2 separate regions of the Homo sapiens genome follow, and region 1 is linked to region 2. A link is a loop called in an ENCODE intact Hi-C map of the cell type or tissue named here. Cell type or tissue: OCI-LY7. All regions are shown on one strand. Links, peaks and the distances in the headings refer to the core of each region. The heading gives the core; the rest is flanking DNA.

Evidence for each region. Peaks named below come from ENCODE experiments on the same cell type or tissue, not always from the same donor. Only the 100,000 strongest peaks of a DNase experiment are listed, where the experiment ranks them.
Region 1: a loop joins it to region 2, with 6 times the contacts of the local background. A loop is called at or near these places in 4 of 110 quality-filtered maps.

The regions. Positions count from the first base shown.
Region 1 is chr11:87,355,169-87,362,291 of GRCh38, forward strand. It overlaps LOC107984361 (a long non-coding RNA gene), which reads left to right and starts at 4,585. Exons shown (of 5, transcript XR_002957261.2): 1 at 4,585-4,782. In OCI-LY7, for the core only: a CTCF peak has its summit at 3,516; DNase peaks (open chromatin) are centred at 851, 1,473, 3,473 and 4,423; H3K4me3 peaks cover 4,595 bases; H3K27ac peaks cover 4,852 bases.
Region 2 is chr11:87,451,262-87,458,384 of GRCh38, forward strand. All of the region lies in intron 2 of LOC107984361 (a long non-coding RNA gene), which reads left to right. Among named protein-coding and RNA genes, the nearest start is that of LINC02711, 260 kb to the right of the region's middle. In OCI-LY7, for the core only: a CTCF peak has its summit at 3,656; DNase peaks (open chromatin) are centred at 2,600, 3,190, 3,780 and 4,090; H3K4me3 peaks cover 2,992 bases; H3K27ac peaks cover 4,876 bases.

The sequences.
Region 1 (7,123 bases), core at 823-5,822, 96 kb before region 2:
AACAAGCTTTCTGGTTCCTACTCCTGGTGAGCCTTCAAGGAGAATTCCATCTGCCTCAGAGAGTTCAGGCCTGAAAGGGCATGAAAAGAGAACATCTTTTTTTGCACCCGTAAAATAGGCACCAGCCTCTCCATCCAGGCTGCCTTCCAGAGGTGGTGTGAGATCAAATGAGACAATGCATGAGAAAGCACTTTGCAGAGCGTGGAGTAGTGATATTGCTCCTAGGCAGGGTTCTATCAAATTAGATTCTTGTCCCAGCACCCTTAGTGTCTTGGTTTAATTAATTGCTTTGCATTTATTTAATTCACATGTCAACACTGGCCTCCTCAAACTACAGTTCTTTTCTGCCGAAGTCCAAAGTTGTCCCAAGATTTCCGCAAGCCCAGGGGATGAGAGCAGCTTATCTTCTCAGGAACACTTCTGCCTTGTGACATTGATCCAGACAAGAAGCTCAGCCCCTTCTTCAAGCCTTAAAAGAATTCTACTCATACAGTGCTCATGAGTGTTACAGAGTTTGCTAAAATTTTGGAGGGAGATGAGTGGCTTTCTACATAACAGCAATGAACTTTCAAGAGGAACATTTGGCATCCTGGGTCTCACAATTTGCTGGCACTAAACTATCTCTCGGGTCAGGGTCTGGACTCCACCCAATGCTGGGGGCCTGCCAGTGACTTGGACTCAATCTTAACTTATAGACTTCTCTTAATCTTAATTCTCCTTCTTCCTCTCCTTTCAGTCTCCATCCCTCTGTTTCTGCTCCCTCTCTAGAGCTAAAACAAATTCCTTTCTTATATTTTAGGTTCATTATTGCCAGTGGCTTTGTGCTAAGGTTCCTGTAGGTTTCACTTTCTACCCCAAGGTCCTTGTTAAGGTATTTTCTCAAAACAAAGAGTTCTCCCTCCCTAAGGAGAACTCTGGGGCCAGCTGTTAAGATAACAACATTTTCACCCCATGGCATGTATCATAACAGAATCCAAAAATGTTTTCAACAGCTTTGATATTGGCAACAGATTTGAGCTGAGAAAAATAACATATAATTAAAAATGAAATTATAAAGGAAACTCCAAATGACCTGGAAGGAAGGGGATAAAATTCTCCCAGAAATTCAAGCAGCCCTTTCCAATTACAAATACTAAAATGGAAGTAAGTGTGCACCTTCTCAATGTTAACACCTAATTCCAAAATCCCCCCAGGGCCTTGTGGTGTGGGGTGGCCTTCTGGCTCTGAGCCTCTGCACACAAAGGCTCCTGGAGGAAATGGAGGCCAGGGCTCACCCTGGATGTTGAGGAACACTGGGAGCAGTGGGGAAGCTGGTGTTGGGACACAGCAGTGGACATACCTGGCAAAGCCCAGAATGATTCCTAGTTCCCCGGGGCAGGCTGAAGTTGAGGGGCCCTCTGCTGTATCTCCATACCTCACTGGTTATCCCGCCACACCATGACCACAGCACTGTCACTGTCGCGGGGTGACTGCCTGTCAACTTCCCTCCCTCCTCCCTCAGACTGCAGCTTTGTGCCAGCAGACAGCAGGTGGTTTATTGCTGTGTACCTGGTACACAAAGGTATATAATGAATGTGGAAAGAAGGAAGGAGAGAATGACTGAACCCCTGCCTGGAGGGTTCTGAGTCTCATTTCTCCCTCATCCACTGACTTGTTCTGAGGTCTCTAGCCAGCCTACAAACCACTCTAAAACTTCACTTTTCGAATGGAGTGGGAATAGATGCCTGTCTTGAAGGGAAGATGTACTGGTCTAATGAAGAGACATGCAACCACTTGGGAAGTCAAAAACAAGGAGCAACGCTTATCAGGTCAGAAGCTCACAGGCCTGGCACCAATGCCCACAATGTCCCCACATGCAGAGCTTGATACAGCGTTTCTCCAAATCCCTGAGGGAACAGCTGTACCTGCTTTGCTGACTTGACTTGGCATAAATGGAGTCCCAGCGGGTGAGTCTCAGCCAAAGCCACCCAGCTCTTTCCTGACAGAGCTGAAGTAGAACCAGGCCTTGTAACTCCCTGCTCCTTCCTAGCTGGAGCAGTGCTCTGGAAATGTGGGTGGTGCCTGAGAAGGGCAGGTGTTGTTAATAAGGAGAGCATGTTGCAGAAACTGCAGGGCTTTGCGTGCTAATTTTAGAAGGCATTTTAAACATAAACTCTAGGGTTCTGAAATTTAATCAGGTGGAGCCTGAATGTAAAGAAAAGAAAGCTTGGGATGTATTCGCAATTTAATTAAATTCTGCCCACTCTCTCTTTTGTAATTTCCCTTCCTTCACTCACTTCCCACTTGGGTCATTTTTGCCCTATTAGTGCCACTTCTGGGTACCCAGGCCTCTCACCTTGTTTCTCCCACACACAGTCAAGGTCAGCTGGTCTGACATGCAAGAGAGATCAAATTCATGTTTGAGACTGAATAAATGAAAATGAATGAATAAATGAATGGATGAGTGCACGAATAGGAGGCAGGAGCATGCGATGGACAAACGGACACAAATTCTTGACTTAGGTGGTGCTATCTCCCCTCCCTTTGAGAGAACTTCCATTCGCACAGCTCTCATATAGAAAGCCCAGCACTGTGACACCTTTGTGCAGGATGTTCTTTTTAGTTGGATTCTACCTGTCTGTGTCTCAGTCCCTTCATTTGAAAAATAGGAGCAACATTAGTCCCACCTTATAAACTTTTGTGAGGCCCAAATGAGCACATTGACATGAGGGTGCTTGGTCAAGGTAAACTCTCACAATATTAGATACTCCATTATGGACAGGCAGCAGTCTCTCACTACCCCACTCACTGCCTCCCTCCAAACTCTCACAGTCCACACACACAGCAGGTACCTGCATATGCATAGATGTGTGTACATGTTTACACTCTGCACACATTGCACAAACTCACCACACACACATACAGAGCATAGATACCCATGACATACTCACATATACACATACCATTACTCAGGCCCAACAAATCTGAAAACATGGCCATTTCCTGGCTGCCACCTGTTACCTGAGAGATAGATATTTCCCATATTTCATCTGGGGTCATTCCTTGATAAAATATTACTAGGTATTTTCAGCAGTAATAACTGGCTTTTCCTTTTTTTTTTTTTTTTTTTTTTTTTTTGATACAGGATCTCACCGTGTTGCCCAGGCTGGAATGCAATGGCATGATCATGGCTCATGGCTCAGTGCAGCCTTAACCTACCAGGCTCAAGTGATCCTCCTGCTTCAGCCTCTTCAGTAACTGGGACTACAGGCACGTGCCACCATGCCTGGTTAATTTTTTAATTTTTGTAGAGCCAGGGTCTTTCTTTGTTGCCCAGGCTGATCTTAAACTCCTGGGCCCAGGTGATCCTCCTGCCTCAGCCTCTCAAAGTGCAGGGATTACAGGTGTGAGCCATCCTATTCAGCCACTTTTAACATTCTCATAAAAAACACCTGGGGCTTCCTGCAAGCCGGCCTGGGCTTTCGTTACTGCCTCCCCTGCTCATAATGGGTATTTACATATCCTTAGACCCTCAGTCTGGAACAAGCTGCACCTGAAATCAGTCTCCAGTGGCGTTTTGGTCCAGGAAAGTCCCTGACCTGTGGCTGGGTGTCCTTCCTCCTTTAACTCCAAGTGGCCAGTCGTGGTACGTGTCCCTTTTCTTGAGACCCAGAGCTCATTGCTTGTCAGCTCTTTGTTCCTTATCCACCACCCCTCAAGCTGAGGAACAGACACAGTGTGGGATGTGAGGGTTGGGAGTGGGCAAAGTGATAATGAGTTTGATTTTGAGAATGTTGCCATTGAGGCAGCTGGCACATCCAGCTAGAGGATAGTTCTGGAGTTATCGGGAGAGATCTGAACTATTGATCAATGAATGTGGGAATCTTATACATATTCGTAGTATATTTGTTAGGAATTACATTTAGTTACTAGAAGAAACTTTCTTGTCAAAGACCAGAAGGAACGGTGGCTTAAACCAGATGGAAATGTATTGTGCTTCACATTAGTGGGCTGGTGCGTTGGTATCATGGTATTTTTCAGGGACCAAGGAACCGATCTATCTTTCTGCCTCACCATTTTAGTATGTATCCTCCACCTTGGATTTGTCTTATAATTGAATATCGCTGCTAGAGCACCAGGCATCATCTTTGCATTCCAGACAGAAAGCAGGAAAAAAAGGTGGAAGGTTTTTTAAAAAAGAAAAGTGCTTATGCCTACAGCTGTCTACCTTCTTTTTAAGTCCTACCTGATAACTTCTATGTACACATTGTAAGGGAAATGGCTGCACTTTAGTCAGGAATAGGCTGAGGCAGCCTTCTGGCACAGCATGATTCACTGGGTTTGGAGCACAGGTGCACTCTCAAAACACTCTCATAAAAAACACCTGGGGCTTCCTGCGAGCTGGCCTGGGCTTTCGTTACTGCCTCCCCTGCTCATGATGGGTATTTACATATCCTTAGACCCTCAGCTAGAACAAGCTGCACCTGAGATCAGTCTCCAGTGGCGTTTTGGTCCGGGAAAGGCCCTGACCTGTGGCCACACATTATGTAACCATGCCACGTGAAGTGCATTAGGTGATCACTCACATGAGTCTGTGCCTGGCTTAGAGACACTGTTGTCTACAAAAGGTATAATTACCCTGCTAGCGGCTATACATAGGGCTTGTGCCCAGAAAGAGGATAAAGCCATATCAAAACTCCCTACGATTCCTGTAGTGTTTTTCCAGCTACTCCCCCACCGACTCCCCTCGGACCTCAGTTTGGGATAGAACCTGACAATTGGTGTCATGAACAGGATCCTGAGGTGAGTGAGCCTTTGGCTTCTGCTGATTCTGGGTTGGCCATGTGGCTGTAACATGGGTTGGTGGTACCCATTGGCAGCTGTGCTGCTTGGATGGGCTCCGGTGGATACCTGGGTGGTGGTAGATGGGTCTCCTGCAAGCATGGAGAAGGTGCTGGAGCAACTGGAAGCACACAGCACTGAGAAGGAGGGAGCCTTTGCCGGCAGAGTCAGATGGGGCTCTTTGACTGTGCTACAAAAAAGTACACACCCAGTCCCTGAGGTGCAGTACAGGTAAGGGACCTCCAGGCGCAGACGGGGTGCCTGGAGACCTGGCTATACAGATCAGAAAAAGAGTTAGAGGCTGCCATAAATGGGGACTTCCAGGTGCAGGTGGGGCACCTGGAGACCTGGCTTCAGAGCTTGGAAAAAGAATTAGGGGCTGCCATGAATGCAGGCCTGGGCCCGTCGTTTCAGCCGGAGACTCCCCACTCAGTCTGATACCGAGGAGGAAGAACCCCTGTTGCAGGGTCGCCCAGTGGTCCGTCAGAAGGTAGATCATGAACAGCTGTTGGGACCCCAAGGGCGGGCTCAGGGATTGCCCACTATAACACAACACACTTCATATATTGCCTGTACCGCAACTGAGTTGCGGGAATTAGGCAAGCAGGTCCACCAGCGTCCAGGAGAACCCCTGTCTGCCTGGATGCTTCATTTGTGAAATGAGGGAGCAGATAGTATTTCTTGTTCTGCCTCTGAGATGGAAAAGCTGGCCACCATTAGACTCACCCCTCCCTCTGTCAGCGGTTCCAAGTGAGGAGGCAGTTAACGGCAGGGCAAGGTGACCACACCCTGACTGAGTGGCTATGGGCAGCCATGCGGACTGTGTGAAATGATGCCAGTGAAATACCCAAAACTGTGAGTAAACGGCAGTCATATGCTGATTTGGTGCAAGTCATCTGGGAAATGGGTATGCGGCAGGCTATGTCTGATCTGAATATCTGTGGGTATCACTGATGAACGTTTCACCTACCACATGAGAGATCTTGTGTTGGGACCTGTGCCCCTCAGTGCCTTTGGCTCCCTAGCTGCTGTCTTCACCTAGTACGTAGGGTGCCGCGCACATGAAGTGACCACTGCTATGGTGGCTCTCAGGGAAGCAGAAGGCCATCGGCGGGACTGAGGGGTCCATGCTGTAAAGAAGAGGAAGCTCCCCCACCTGCAGGGGGTTCCCCCATGGGATAAAAGGGGGCCCCAATGAGTGACACGCTCACATATGTGCATAGATTTGATTTTGGCCAGGGTTGACTGAGAGAAAATCAATAAGCAGCCCAGTGAAGTACTCTTAACTTTGTGGAGACAGTTGTCTCTGGAGCAGCAATTCCAGAAAATGTCCAAGGGGGAGAAGGACACTGCTGCACAACGCTGTCCCACCTGGGCGGCTCCAGCTTGAAGACTGCTTGCTGCAGCCAGGTGGAAATGCAGAGCCTTTTCTGTTTGATTAGGGAACTGGCCAAGGTGCCCTGCTTAGGAAGACACTGGGCGACTGGAGGCCACATGTAGAATTAGCAATCCACTGGTCCCCCAGCAATGTACAGCGGGTGCTGGTGCTGGTAGCTACTGGCACAGACTGTAGTCTTGTTTATGGGAACCCACAGGCAAAGCTGCACACATTGATGCTTACGGAGGCCGATCAGTGAGAGTGAAACCTGTATGTCTGTACCACACCACTGGCCACTTGGCTCCCCATTTATATACTGTATATGTTTCTCCCATACCAGAATACATTCTGGGGGTGTACTTTTACATGGCCTGGTGTTACAAACCATGGCTGGGGAATTCAGACTCCAGGTGCACGTGATGAAGCCAGTGCTGCATGGACATATGCATCACCAGCCTCGGGTCCTGCCACAACCCCGACAGGTTACTTCCACCTGTCAATACCATTTGCTGGGTGGGCATACAGAGATAACTGAGACAATTAAAAAGCTGGAGGAGGTGCAGATAGTGTGTGGCACCCATAGTCCCTACAATTCTCCAGTGTGGTCAGTTAGGAAGCCTGATGGAACTTCGCAGATAATGGTGGACTACTGGGAACTGAATAAAGTAACACCCCCTTTGCATGCAGCTGTGCTGTCAATCATGAATATAATGGACCATTTGTTGATGGAACTGGCACAATACCATTATGTAGTGGACTTGGCCAATGCATTTTTCTCCATCAACATCGCTCCAGAGAGCTGGGACCAGTTTGCCTTCATGTGGGAAAGGCGACAATGGACTTTCACAGTGTTGTCGCAGGGCTATGTCCATAGCCCAACCTATGTCATGGTCTCGTTGCCATGGATTTAGTCTCCTGGCAATG
Region 2 (7,123 bases), core at 1,007-6,006:
CCTTGATTGATTCTGTTGACAAGTGGCTCTGATACCTGCCTGGGGCCTTGATCTTCCTAAATGCCAATCTGTGTGGCTGGGGAGGTGCTGTTTCTTTCCCGGGTAGCTGGTCACTCTGTCCTCCTAGATTCAAGGGTTAGAGCACATTTGTATAGTCAGCTCCTATTTTTGTCTATCTCTACAGTATTTGTAGATTTTTATATTTAAATTATTCCTCACTCCCTTTCTAAGCAACTCAGGAACCGTGAAGAGCCTCCTTGCCAGGCTGCCTCTGACCCGCCCTGCGTTGGGTCCGTTAATCTCCCAGACTGCGAGGGAGGATGTGACTGCTCTAGACAGCATTCCTTAAGAGACAGTAAAGACAGGCAGAAGGACATGACTGGAATTTAAACTGCAGTGGCCCGCTCAGGGCAGGAGGGTTTGGTCTAGGAGGAAAAGCAAGCTGGCAGCTTTATTTAGTTTATTGATTCATTATATACAGAGTTATATGTAATGGCCTGATTTGATAACTCATGAGATAAGAATGTTCATTGCCAACTATAGGAGAAATTCTAGGAACAGAAAAGAAGAGATCTAAGCATAGTGTGTGTATTTGCCTACATGTATGTTTCATATTCTTATTAATGATTTAAATTACACACAACTGTGTTTATAGGTATATCTTTACCTATTATAATTTTCTACTATTTTCCTTATCCATTGTGAAGCCTACAAATTAAAATAGTTTTCTTTAGGATTTATACTCCTAAAATAGTTTTTCAAATATTAACAATGAGCTAGAATTCTACTCTCAATAGAATCATAAGGGGTTCCCTTTTTGCAGTCTTCGGTCTTGCTCTGGAGTCTAAAACGTCATGGGCAGATTCTTCTCTGGCCTAAAACTCTGTCTTTCATGTTGCATTATCTAATCTCTTTGGCTTTTGGAGGTACCACATATTACTTTATACTGTGGAAAACACTTTAACTTTCTGTGTGTGATAATTGGTGAATCACTGGAAGGAGCTGTGGTTTTAGAGGTGGCTGGCAACAATTGTTTACAGTAAATGGTTATTACTGCATGGGACTACTTGTTTCTTTATGTGCTTAGATTTTAAAAGGTGCAGTTTAAACACTTAAAAATGTCTTTATAACAAAGTGCACTACAAAAGCATTGCAGGACCTGTTCTCATGGCATTTCGCTCTTTTTGGGAACCTGAGATTCAGTGTAAAGGTGGACTCTTTAATTTTTAAAGATCTAGATACTCTAGATACTTTGCCTTTCAACTGTACCTGCTTTTCATATATTTAAATTATTAGGCCCTAAAAACTACAAATGTTTTGTTGGCCCTTTTCCTTATTGGGCTCTGCCCTGAACTCAATGGTCCAGTTAAAAAACAGAGACTAAATTAATTAATAAGGGGTTCTATGTCTGCTTATCCATCTTCATGTATAGGTTGTATGGATTGTAATATTGGGCAGGGCCTCTTTATTTCAACTATTATGCTTTTAAGGCTCCTCACTCCCTTCTCTGAACTAACACCTATTCCATCTTGGTCTCATATGCTTCAGGAGTTTTCAGATTTTTGGCACCAACATCTCTACTTTCTGATATATAATGCACTTACAATTTTTTGTTCAATGTTGTCTTTCTGGCTAGATTGCAAACTCTATGCATCCCCTGAAACAGGGTTTTGCACATTTGGGTTTAACAGATACTTGTTGAAAGAAGCAATGAGCTATAACCTCCTATATCATGTCTTCAAGGTCACTCAGGTCATTTGGGCTTATTGGGAAGTGGGAAATGGGGCACAAGTGGCCTCCCATTTCCTCCACCATGGTAGGCTTCAATCATGCCCCTCGTGTGGTGAGCCGAACTCCTGATAGGAGTAGAAGGAATTGTAAACCGGTGCATATCTGGACTTCTAGTGTCCACCCTCTTGTATTGTGGTTATAGTTGTGATATCTGCTTCCTCCATTGAACTGCAAGCTTCTAAGTTTTGAGGGATAAGGTCTTATTCATTGCCCAGTGTCTTTATTGGCAACTAGTTATTACTAAAATTGCTAATATTTGTTGAGTGCTGACTATGTACCACATATTGTAGTAAGCATATTCCATATAATTTGTTATTCCTCACAACATCATATGAGGTAAGCATTATTACTATATCCATTTAAAGATGAGAAAACTGGAAGTAACAGGGATTTTAAGTACCTGTTAAAGAACATGCCTATAAGACCATAAATGATAAGGCAGGGATTCAAATTCAGGCTGTACAGCTCCAAAGACCACATCCTTAAACAATACTACCTCTCATTGTACGTTTTGATTAAATTCAGTTTGAGGTTAACAAGTAAGCCCTGTCTGAGATCTCAAGAGAAATAAATGCAAGTCATTTGAGACAAGGTAAGGGAGTTAGACAAGCGCACCCAGAGACAAGCCAAGTAGGCATATGTCATTTCGCCTTAGAATGCAGGCCTCCGGAAGGGTGAAGAGGAAGGTGCCAAGATCCTCCTTGATGCACGTGTTTAAACTCAAGTAGGGTGCCCTTTTGCTGGGGAAGCAATGAGTACCTAGTAGATGGTAGTGGTGGTTGGGTGACAGTCCTATGTCACATGAAGCCAGTTTATCATAATGCTTAACAGCAGGTGTTGTAAAGGCAGACAGCTTGGCTTAGCATGTTGCCTGACACATGATAAATGCTCAATGCATGACAGCTATCCATTACTACCATTTGAGAGTATTTCAAGTATTCAGAGCAAACACTCTGAATGTCCATGAAGATCAGGACACTAGTGCTTATGCATTCTCATGGAGCTGAAGTTCTACAGAGGCAGGAGCCCAACCAGAAGAGTGGTTTTGTCTCAGAGCTAACTGCTCCCCACAACCTAGGACGTATAGTTGCCACGCTTGTGGAAATATCTGGACTCCAAAAAAGAGGAGTGTAGCCTGCACAGCACTGAATCCTTCCCATACTGCTTGTGGCCATTTCTGTGAAGAAGTTATGTCTGTTTTCATTTCTCCTATCCATTAACTCACACAAGGCATTTTCCAGTTAATTGAATTCACTAGAAGACTGCCTTCTGTGATTAGGTGTCCTGCAGCCTGAGCTGAGAGGAAGAAGGGAACAGGCAGGGAGGCAAACATCTTGGTGAGTGTGATTCAATCTGCTGCTAAATTTAATCTGTACATTTCTGGTTTCTGTTCTCATTCACCACCTGCAGTGATATGTTTAAAATGCTCCTGACACATCAGCAAGGTGGGCAGTGTGCCAAGACCACGGCTGTCCATTTTCACTTCATTTTATATATATCCCTAGTAAATATCAGGTAGCATTTTTCCTCTTCTCTCCACACTTGCAATTCCACACTGGACTGCAGTATCTGCCCCAAATTCATCTCTGAAATAGGTTTTAATGACATCAGCCCTCCTCAAATTTTCCTCTGTCCAGAAGAAAATTGGTAGACCTAGGAGCTCTTAGTTTTGGAGCTATCATTTCACATTATATCAAACACATTCATACATCTAAATCTTGCACGATAGAAAATTAATTTAAAATTTCACCCAGTAAGCTGTAGTCAAGTCAAAGATTTATAGACATATAATTAAGCCTGTATTAATTTTCAGTTTTCTTTTTATATTCTGTGGTCAATATTTTTCATTGTCAGGCTTTACTTCTGTTTTGTAGGCGTCTGAAAAGCTCATAGACCCTAGGCCCGGTATCCATAGTGGCTGACAGATTACATTTGTCATTCATAGAGCACAATGGGGGCTAAAAAGATCTAGGTGTTTTTATCATCTGCCCACCATGATGAAATTTCCTAAAGTGGAAGCAAAAAATACTGCTGTGTGACAGCTCAGAGCACAGGCTTTGGCATCAGTTTGGAGTCTATATAACCAGAGCCTCAGTTTCCACCTTTGTTAAAATTTGAATAATGATAGTACATGCTCATTATTGCTGCTTGATTAGTATCTGTGGTGGCTTGCAATGTGTTGACTTGGTGAAGTTGAAGTACATTTCCCAGAATTCTCTTCCTTCTATGTTTCTGGTTTGAGTGGGTGGGCCACAGCAGGAGTTCCCATGGGAGATGTGCAAGGTGCAGGTGAAGCAGCAGCTGTTTTGTAGTTCACACACACTGTTGCCCGTCTGCTGGCTCACCTGGTCAGTGGTGGGTAGGGACCAGGCCTGCAACAGTCCTCTGTTGCCAGGGAGTTGAGTGGGACGTGGTGAAATGAGTTGAGTTATAGGACATCTATATTTAAGAATATTATTTTGAAGAAATGCAATTTATCATTTCAAATTTATAGGGCAGTCACCTAGGGCATCATCGTACACTCTAAATTTAAATAGTTGCTGAGCATGTTTATACATATATACATATATAACTCAGTTTATACAGTTAGATACTAACAAGTGTGTTCAAATACAAATAGATGTTTCTATGGTACCTGAAAATAAAACTAATCTCTTAAGGGGTTTGCACGTTCTGACGAGTTTCTCTCATCTCCTTTCTCTGATCTGGTGTCCTCTTCATCCCGAATGAGGGTTCCTTTCCCCACATGGCTCTCTTGATACCAGAGAGTTCCACTTTCATCTTCTTCAGCTACCTGTATCATCTTGGCCCTTCCCTGGCTCTTGTCTTCACCCTAAATTGGGCCATCTCTGAAAGCTTACCTCCAATTTTATAATAAACCACCCAAACCGCAATCATTTATTTTGCTCATAAATCTACAAGGTTTTCAGGATGCAGCAAGGACAACAGCAAGGATAAGGTCTCTGCCTCTGTGACATCTGGGGCCTTGGCTGGGATCATTCAAATAACTGGGCCTAGGATAGTGGAGGGCTGTCCAGGCATCTCTTTCTTCTTATAGTCCCAGGACCTCTCTTTATGGCCTCCCCACACATTATATCCAGCACTGGTGGCCTCAGAATAGCTGGACTTCTTATAAGGCTGCTCAGAGGTCTGGATGGAAGCTACAAGGCTTCTTTCCCATCCCCCAGGCTATGTAGCCCCAGATCATCATTTATATCATTTTATTGGAAAGGTAATCCTTATCCCCAGAGTAAGCTCAGATTCAAGTATATGGAAATTACATACTTGAATATAATTTCGGTGGGGGAAATAGCAAAGAATCTGTGGCCCTCTTTAAGGGACTGGCTTACAGGATTGTGGAGGCTGAGAAGTCCCATGACCTGCAAGTTGGAAGCTTGGGGAAACCCGTGTTGTAATTCAGTTTGACTCTGAAAACCTGAGAATCGGGAGCTGTTGGTGGAAATCTCAGTCTGAGGGCAAGGAGAACATGAGATGAGATGTCTCAGTGCAAACAGTGAGGCAGAAAAAAGGGATGAATTCCTCCTTCCTCTGCTTTTTGTTTTATTCAGGTCCTCAGTGGACTGAATAATGCTCATCTACATAGGGGAGGAAATCTACTTTACTGAGTCCACCAATGCAAATGTTACTCTAACCTGGAAACTCCCTCATACACACACACAGAAATAGCGTTTAACCCACTATCTGAGCATTTGGTGGCCCAGTCAAGTTCACATATAACATTAAATATCACATACATTATTTTTGATTCCTTTGGTCACCAGCTCCTTTTCTCCCATCTGTCATTCTCTTATTTCAATGTGCTTATTCATGGAGACCTAGGGTCCTTTGATGTCTCTGTTTTCTTCCTCTCCTACCTTTATGTTCTCCCTGTTCCAGTCTGGACTTCCTGGTCTGGCATTTTGCCACTTTTTTTCTTATAATTTAAAAAATGATTTTTTATTTATAATTGGCATAACTACATATTTATGGGGCACAGTGTGCTTTTTGTTTTTTTTTAATTATACTTTAAGTTCTAGGGTACATGTGCACAACGTGCAGGTTTGTTACATATGTATACGTGTGCCATGTTGGTGTGCTGCACCCATTAACTCATCATTTACATTAGGTATATCTCCTAATGCTATCCCTCCCCACTCCCCCAACCCCACGACAGGCCCCAGTGTGTGATGTTCCCCTTCCTGTGTCCAAGTGTTCTCATTGTTCATTTCCCACCTATGAGTGAGAACATGCGGTGTTTGGTTTTTTGTCCTTGTGATAGTTTGCTGAGAATGATGGTTTCCAGCTTCATCCATGTCCCTACAAAGGACATGAACTCATTCTTTTTTATGGCTGCATAGTATTCCACGGTGTATATATGCCACATTTTCTTAATCCAGTCTATCACTGATGGACATGTGGGTTGGTTCCAAGTCTTTGCTATTGTGAATAGTGCCTCAATAAACATACGTGTGCATGTGTCTTTATAGCAGCATGATTTATAATCCTTTGGGTATATACCCAGTAATGGGATGGCTGGGTCAAATGGTACTCCTAGTTCTAGATCCCTGAGGAATCGCCACACTGTCTTCTTCCACAATGGTTGAACTAGTTTACAGTCCCACCAACAGTGTAAAAGTGTTTCTATTTCTCCACATCCTCTCCAGCACCTGTTGTTTCCTGACTTTTTAATGATGGCCAATCTAACTGGTGTGAGATGGTATCTCATTGTGGTTTGATTTGCATTTCTCTGATGGCCAGTGATGATGAGCATTTTTTCACGTGTCTTTTGGCTGCATAAATGTCTTCTTTTGAGAAGTGTCTGTTCATATCCTTTGCCCACTTGTTGATGGGGTTTTTTCTTGTAAATTTGTTTGAGTTCATTGTAGATTCCGGATACTAGCCTTTTGTCAGATGAGTAGATTGCAAAATTTTTCTCCCATTCTGTAGGTTGCCTGTTCACTCTGATGGTAGTTTCTTTTGCTGTACAGAAGCTCTCTAGTTTAGTTAGATCCCATTTGTCAATTTTGGGTTTTGTTGCCATTGCTTTTGGTGTTTTAGACATGAAGTCCTTGCCCATGGCTACATCCTGAATGGTATTGCCTGGGTTTTCTTCTAGAGTTTTTATGATTTTAGTTCTAACATTTAAGTCTTTAACCCATCTTGAGTTAATTTTTGTATAAGGTATAAGGAAGGGATCCAGTTTCAGCTTTCTACATATGGCTAGCTAGTTTTCCCAGCACTATTTATTAAATAAGGAATCCTTTCCCCATTTCTTGTTTTTGTCAGGTTTGTCAAAGATCAGATGGTTGTAGATGTGTGGTATTATTTCTGA